2 separate regions of the Homo sapiens genome follow, and region 2 is linked to region 1. Evidence: chromatin loops called from intact Hi-C (ENCODE). Cell type or tissue: heart right ventricle. All regions are shown on one strand. Each heading gives the region's core, and the rest is flanking DNA. Links, peaks and the distances in the headings are about the cores only. Region 1 overlaps LOC101929727 (a long non-coding RNA gene). Region 2 overlaps RNLS (renalase, FAD dependent amine oxidase).

The links. A loop is a pair of places that touch in the nucleus more often than their neighbours do. Peaks named below come from ENCODE experiments on the same cell type or tissue, not always from the same donor. Only the 100,000 strongest peaks of a DNase experiment are listed, where the experiment ranks them.
Region 2: it touches region 1 in a loop (8-fold over the local background); 27 of 110 quality-filtered maps call a loop at or near these places.

Annotation. Positions count from the first base shown.
Region 1 is chr10:88,242,994-88,245,908 of GRCh38, reverse strand. The region is part of intron 1 of LOC101929727 (a long non-coding RNA gene); the gene reads right to left. It also overlaps a transcript of RNLS not described here. Among named protein-coding and RNA genes, the nearest start is that of RNLS, 340 kb to the left of the region's middle. In heart right ventricle, for the core only: no CTCF peak of the experiment used is centred there; DNase peaks (open chromatin) are centred at 1,658 and 1,778; H3K4me3 peaks cover 1,176 bases; H3K27ac peaks cover 2,500 bases.
Region 2 is chr10:88,384,071-88,386,985 of GRCh38, reverse strand. The region is part of intron 4 of RNLS (renalase, FAD dependent amine oxidase); the gene reads left to right. Among named protein-coding and RNA genes, the nearest start is that of RNLS, 200 kb to the left of the region's middle. In heart right ventricle, for the core only: no CTCF peak of the experiment used is centred there; a DNase peak (open chromatin) is centred at 1,243; H3K4me3 peaks cover 505 bases; H3K27ac peaks cover 1,170 bases.

The sequences.
Region 1 (2,915 bases), core at 268-2,767:
ACAGAAAGAAAAAGCATCAGGATGGTGGGATTCGAGGTTGCCTGTTACGTGATTTCCAAATCAGGAATCAAGCCTTCGGTTTTGCAATGGGTGATTTGATGCTCTGGGTTTTCACCTTTGAGATTTTAATGCTTTTCTGGCATATATGATAGAAGAAAGCACCCTGTTCCAGGTGGTGAACCAGAAGTCCCTCTCACTAAATTAGAAAGGAGACATTTTAGGATATGAGATCATGAAATAGAATAGTATTTGAAAAGAAAAAAAAATGAAAAGAAAAAGAAAAGAAAATCACATATATGCAATAACACACAACTAGCCCAGCACAGGGTGAATTTGTGGTTAAGCCATTTTTTTCCCATTGCAGATGATACTTTAACTCTTTGAATCTCAGAGTCCTCCTGCACACATGCAGCATGAAAAGACGTTTCTGCGGCTGCCATCATAAAGCCAAGCTGTACCTCAGGTTGAATTAGGAAGGTCCGGGGTTCTGTTAGTGTTCTGATTCTGAGACTGCAGCTCTTTGCCTGAGATCATTCTGCCTAGCTCTCCTCTCCCTGCCAGCGCCTTAATAACGTAAGCCCAAGACCCTTGCTCTCAGATCTTTTGAACGAACAATGGTGCTGGGCAATCACACCATAAAGGACTATTTGTGATCATTAGGGAGAAAAGGGAGGGGGGTAAAATGTTATGCTAATCAAAAGCAACAACTGTTATTTCTTCTTCAGTGCTCTTCACAAAAGTCACATGGATGATGGTAAATCTTCGAGCTGATGCCAGATAAACTCTGAAATTTTAAAGTATTTGTTTCATATGGGCAAAGCTTTTCCTTTTTTTCCCCTTTTTTTCTTCTCTCCCTTTACCCTGTGGGAAAATGAACTTATTTTCAGTCACCCCTGACATCTGACCACTCAACTGATCACGAGGACACTGTGGCAAACCACAACTCAACTTGAAATTGTCTCTTTTAGGCTCGGTTCCTGTACTTTGGATGGCACCATCCTTGCTACCCAGCATTAGCTTTTTTTCTATGGAGGTTCCATTTTTACTTTCTTCCATTTACTCAAAGTAAGTGGTCTTGCTGTAAAGTCTCTCAGTTGGGCTTGTCCTCAAAATAAACTGAATGCAAAAATGACACCAACTTTTCAGCCAAAACCCCAAAAGTGGCCCATTTACACAGTGTGTCCTTCTTTTAAAAAGAAAGAAAGAAAAAAAAAAAAGCATGAAAACCTTAAACATCCTGCAAAGGGGGAAGGAAAAGCCAAGTCTCTTGATTAATATCGAGATGATACAGCAGGGTTTATACATATTCCTTCTGTTTGAATCATCTTGTTTTTTGTAGCTGTTTTACACCTCCAGGATCCTGCCATCTGCCCACTCTAAAGAAACACAGCAAAGCAGTCCAAAAACAATGGCTGGAAGGAAATCATTGTGATCTAACTCAAGAGATCAACTTGTCTGCACCCTTTCGGTTACTGCTACTCTTCCTGGAGAGAATACAGTGTGGTGTGGCCCAGAGGTTCATATTATGGGGGGGCGTTGCCTCCTAATAAGCCCCCCGGTGCCTGTCACACCATCGGCTGACAAGACAGAACATGGTGTACGGATCTGGCTGCCCTCCTGGCTGAGGAACAAGGAGGAGGAGGGAGTGGGCAGCGCCCTGGGCAGTTATGTCCTACTCATATCTGGTGTGTGTCACTGGAATATAGGTCAGCATTTGCTGTACAACTTGGGGCAGGCTGGAAGCATGCAGACCCCGGATTGGGCCCAGGAACCCCCACCCCCACTCTCTTCTTGCCTAAAACAAGTTAACAAGCCCGAAGAGCATTGAGAGAAGCCATCAGGACAGAGGAAACCAGCCTTTCCATTTTGCACGCAAATGCTGGGGAAATCTAAAGCTTAGCAAAGGCGTTATCAGTCCTGGGGTTGGGCCAAGATGCAGGCTGAAGTTCAGCTGGCCAGGCCAAACGCAGCTGCTGGCTATTCAGGCTTCCCACAGGGACTTTTCCTCAACTCCTGATTTAGATAGTGAAATGGATGGGTAATGTGTACATAGCTGCCAAGGGTGATAGGAGAAACAAAATGACTTTCAGTTACTGAGTAGTTCAGGTGGAGGCAGAGAACACAGAAAAGGTTTTCTTTCCAACAGCAAAGTGAAGTGTCCGTTAAAGAGCTGCTGGCCTTGCAGGGAGATTATTACTTTAAAGGAATATCGGCAAATGCTTTAGGCTGAACATTTGGGCTTGCTTACTTCCGTTTTTCCCCGCAGTTCATAGAGGGATAAAGATATTACATGAATTGGATTTTTCTTGTGAATTAAAATATCGATGCCCTGATTTTTGGTAACGAATGTTGCCAAGTTTGTGCTGAGCAGACAGAAAGGAGGAATAGGACTAAGGCTTTGCCTTTGGGGAAATGCAAAAAGGGTTCACAAAAAAATGTCCCATTGATTGTCCAAGGTCACTGGACTATGCATGCTCAAAATGGAACTCAAGACTCCCAAACTGCAGTGTCTGACTCATTGTCCTTTGACTAAACCAATGAAAATAAAATGGGTTAGCACAGAGTATTGTTCCAGGACAAAAAGTTCAGAAAGCCAGCAGAGCTTCAGGGAAAATGGGATTTTCTTTAATTAAGCTGACATTGAATGCCTCAGTAATAATCTTGTAAATTTGAATTTATCATCTGCAAAGTAGGCATATTTGTGATTTCCTAGCATGCAAGTTAACTTAAAATTTAGTGAGTATCCCTTATGTTCCTGGCACTGTGCGAGGCATTTTCCCACACATTATATGATTTAATCCTCACAAGGATCTAGAGAGTCAGATATTATTATCACTGTTTTACTGATGAGACTTAAACTGATCAATGTTCCGCTTGAAGTCTAACTGTGGAGCTGGTATCCAAACCCAGGTTTC
Region 2 (2,915 bases), core at 169-2,668, 140 kb before region 1:
ATGGACTAGAGCATAAACTGGCATTGAGTTTTCTGGCAATGAAACGTCATAGCACTGGAACCTCACTGGGCTTTACAAAAATGCATTCAAAATATTTTAAAGTACTTCCACTTTATAACTGATGACAGAAGATGATAAATACATTGTGGTTATTTTGCTCCTGTTTTTTGAACTTTCAGTGCTGGGATTATTGGAGACAACTACCCTGAGATAGCAGTGATTTGGGAACTAATACCTAATGGCTAAGTGGGTGTCCTCAGCCCTCACATCCTGCTTATCTATGGAAACTAAGTAACATGGGAATGATAGCTAGAAATCCACCCTTTTCAGAGGACCCAAGAGTCCATCTTTAAATGCTGTATGGCTGGGTATGCTGTGAGGATTCTCTTAACACAGAACAGCTCTGCCTTCCAAAACCCTAAAGACGTTTGATAAGGAAAAATAGCTAACAAGTTATGCCTTTCTCATAACCTTTGAAACCTACTTAAAAACTGAAACAGTACAAGAATTTGCAGTTTAAAATGACCAGAGAAGTGGCAGAAAGCCAGAATTCTGTCAGAGACGGCTTAGAAAAGCTTAATGATTAACAAATGGGTCACTGCCTTCAGGCTCTGACCTTTAGAACTAACCAATTTTAGCCTTTTGGTTATGTTCCTTCAACTCGTTTTATATCAAGGAAAAAAAAATACTCTCTAATGGCACAGTACCACCCATCCAAAAAAAGGATTCTTAGCAGTCCAGTATTTGGTCAGTAGCTTTTCTGATAACATGGAGTTGGTCCTAAGCACAGTATTAACAACTGTTAAATTATATTTTTTGTTAGAGTTTAAGGAAGGCCCTAAGCACGACTGCATATCCTGCAGGTGAAATGTACGAAATTTCGGTTAACATGGTAACGGCTCTAAAAATACCTAGGCTACAGTTTAACCACAGAGTTTCCTCCTTAACGTAAAAAAGCCACCATCACGAGCTGTTAGAAAGTGCAACAAAAGCAATCTCTGTCGGACTTTGTGCAAGCAGGCTATTAAATCAGGCCTGGCAGTGACAATCTGCAGCCACTCTGCATCAAAGTAATAATTAAAGTTTTGCAAGCCCAAACAGCAATGCACAAACCACCTAAGAAATATGTTACATTGATAAGTCCTTTTTTTCTGCCTGTAACTTCTCTTCTCCCCTACCCCCAACCACCAGGTGGACTAAGCAGGGCGTGGCAGGGGCACCGTGACAAAGAGTCACCACACCATAACCACAGGGCCCCACCCGAAGGAAAACCTAGGGCAGGCTGCCACGGTTTTCCCAGCAACCTCTGCACCAGGATCCCATAGAGTATGCACAGGAGGCTAAATCACTCACCTGGGGTTTCCCATCTGGGCTCTTTGCTTGGCAGAGACAGAGAGGGTGGGGTCAACCTTTTCCTTGATGCTTTTGCAGTTAGCAAGTTGGAAACACATTTGACTCTTTTGAATTCTGTGCCTTGGCTATTCAGGAGTCTGTCATGTCTGGGCTTACTAAATTCTACCATGTCTAGGCTGCCGGGTTTAATAAATAGAAATACCTGACATCCAGTTAAATTGGAATTTTGAATAAACAGTGAAGAATTTAGTGAGTGTAAGTATATCCCATGCAATGCTTGGGATACTTACACTACATACTTATATACTTATACTACAAATAATTTCATAGTTTACCTGAAATTCAAATTTGACTGGATGTACTTTCAGAGTCTTTTTATCCACCAACACCCAATTAACAAATTGGTTTTTATTTGTTTGGGCTTTTTAACTTCATTTTGCTTTTATTTAGTTTTGCTTTGCCTTGCAAGCCTTGGGTCAGTGTAGAAAGGCTAATCCAAGGAAATGAGCTAGCATTTGCTGAGCTCATTCTTAAATCAGGCTTCATCTTAGGTACTTTTGATGCATGGTCTTTTAAAATCCTCACATCATCCTCTATAATAGCCTACTTAAAATCCACATTTTATAGAGGAGGGTACCTCAGCTCAGAAAGGTTAAGTGATTTGACCAAGGTCACACAGCTAACAAGGAGGCAAAGCTAGGTGTAAGCCTAAGTGAGTATGACCCCAACTGGCTTTCTCAACTACTTAGTACATCTGCAATAGTCACATTTAAATGTAATAGTTAATTTTTGCCTGTTTATCAGACATTAGGTTCTTTTCCTTAACAAACGTCAACTCAATAGCATAGATTTCATAAGCGAAAAGCTCAAATTGACAGCTGAATTGGGAACTGTTCTCCATCAACTCCTGGTACATAATAAACTATTTTATTAATCTCTTTACTAAAAATGAACTTCCAGGCCATTTCTGACTACTCCACACTAGAGCTATAGTTGTTCTAAGTGCTTTCTATATAGTAATTAATCTAATATTGAAATCAACCCTATGATATAGTCAGTACTATAATTTTCAATTTATAGTGTAGAGAAATTGAAGTTCACAGCCTTTCCCAAGGTCATACACTGGTAAGGGAATTAAGCATGATTTAATCTCATCTTCCTGGCTGCAAAGCCTAGGTTGTGTGGCTTTGAGGAATTACTTAGCCTCTCTGAGCCTAAGTTTTTTCATGTGTAAAATGGGAATTATAACTACAGTACTATCTATATCATTGTTAACCATCTAAATAATGGTTAATTCATTTACCAGTGTTTGACCTTGAGAAAGTCTCTGAACTTAAACAGCTTTGCACATAGTAAGCACTCAACAAACATGAACTTATACAATTATTTTGAGAATTATCTTTAGTAGACACCTTTGACAATAAAGGACATAAGAGAATAGTCTATGTCAGGGATTGGCAACATTTTTCTGTTAAGACCCAAAAAGTAAATATGTTAGACTTTTTAGGCCAAGAGTCAAAATCAAGGATATTATGTGGGCAATTACATGACAAGATAGAAAA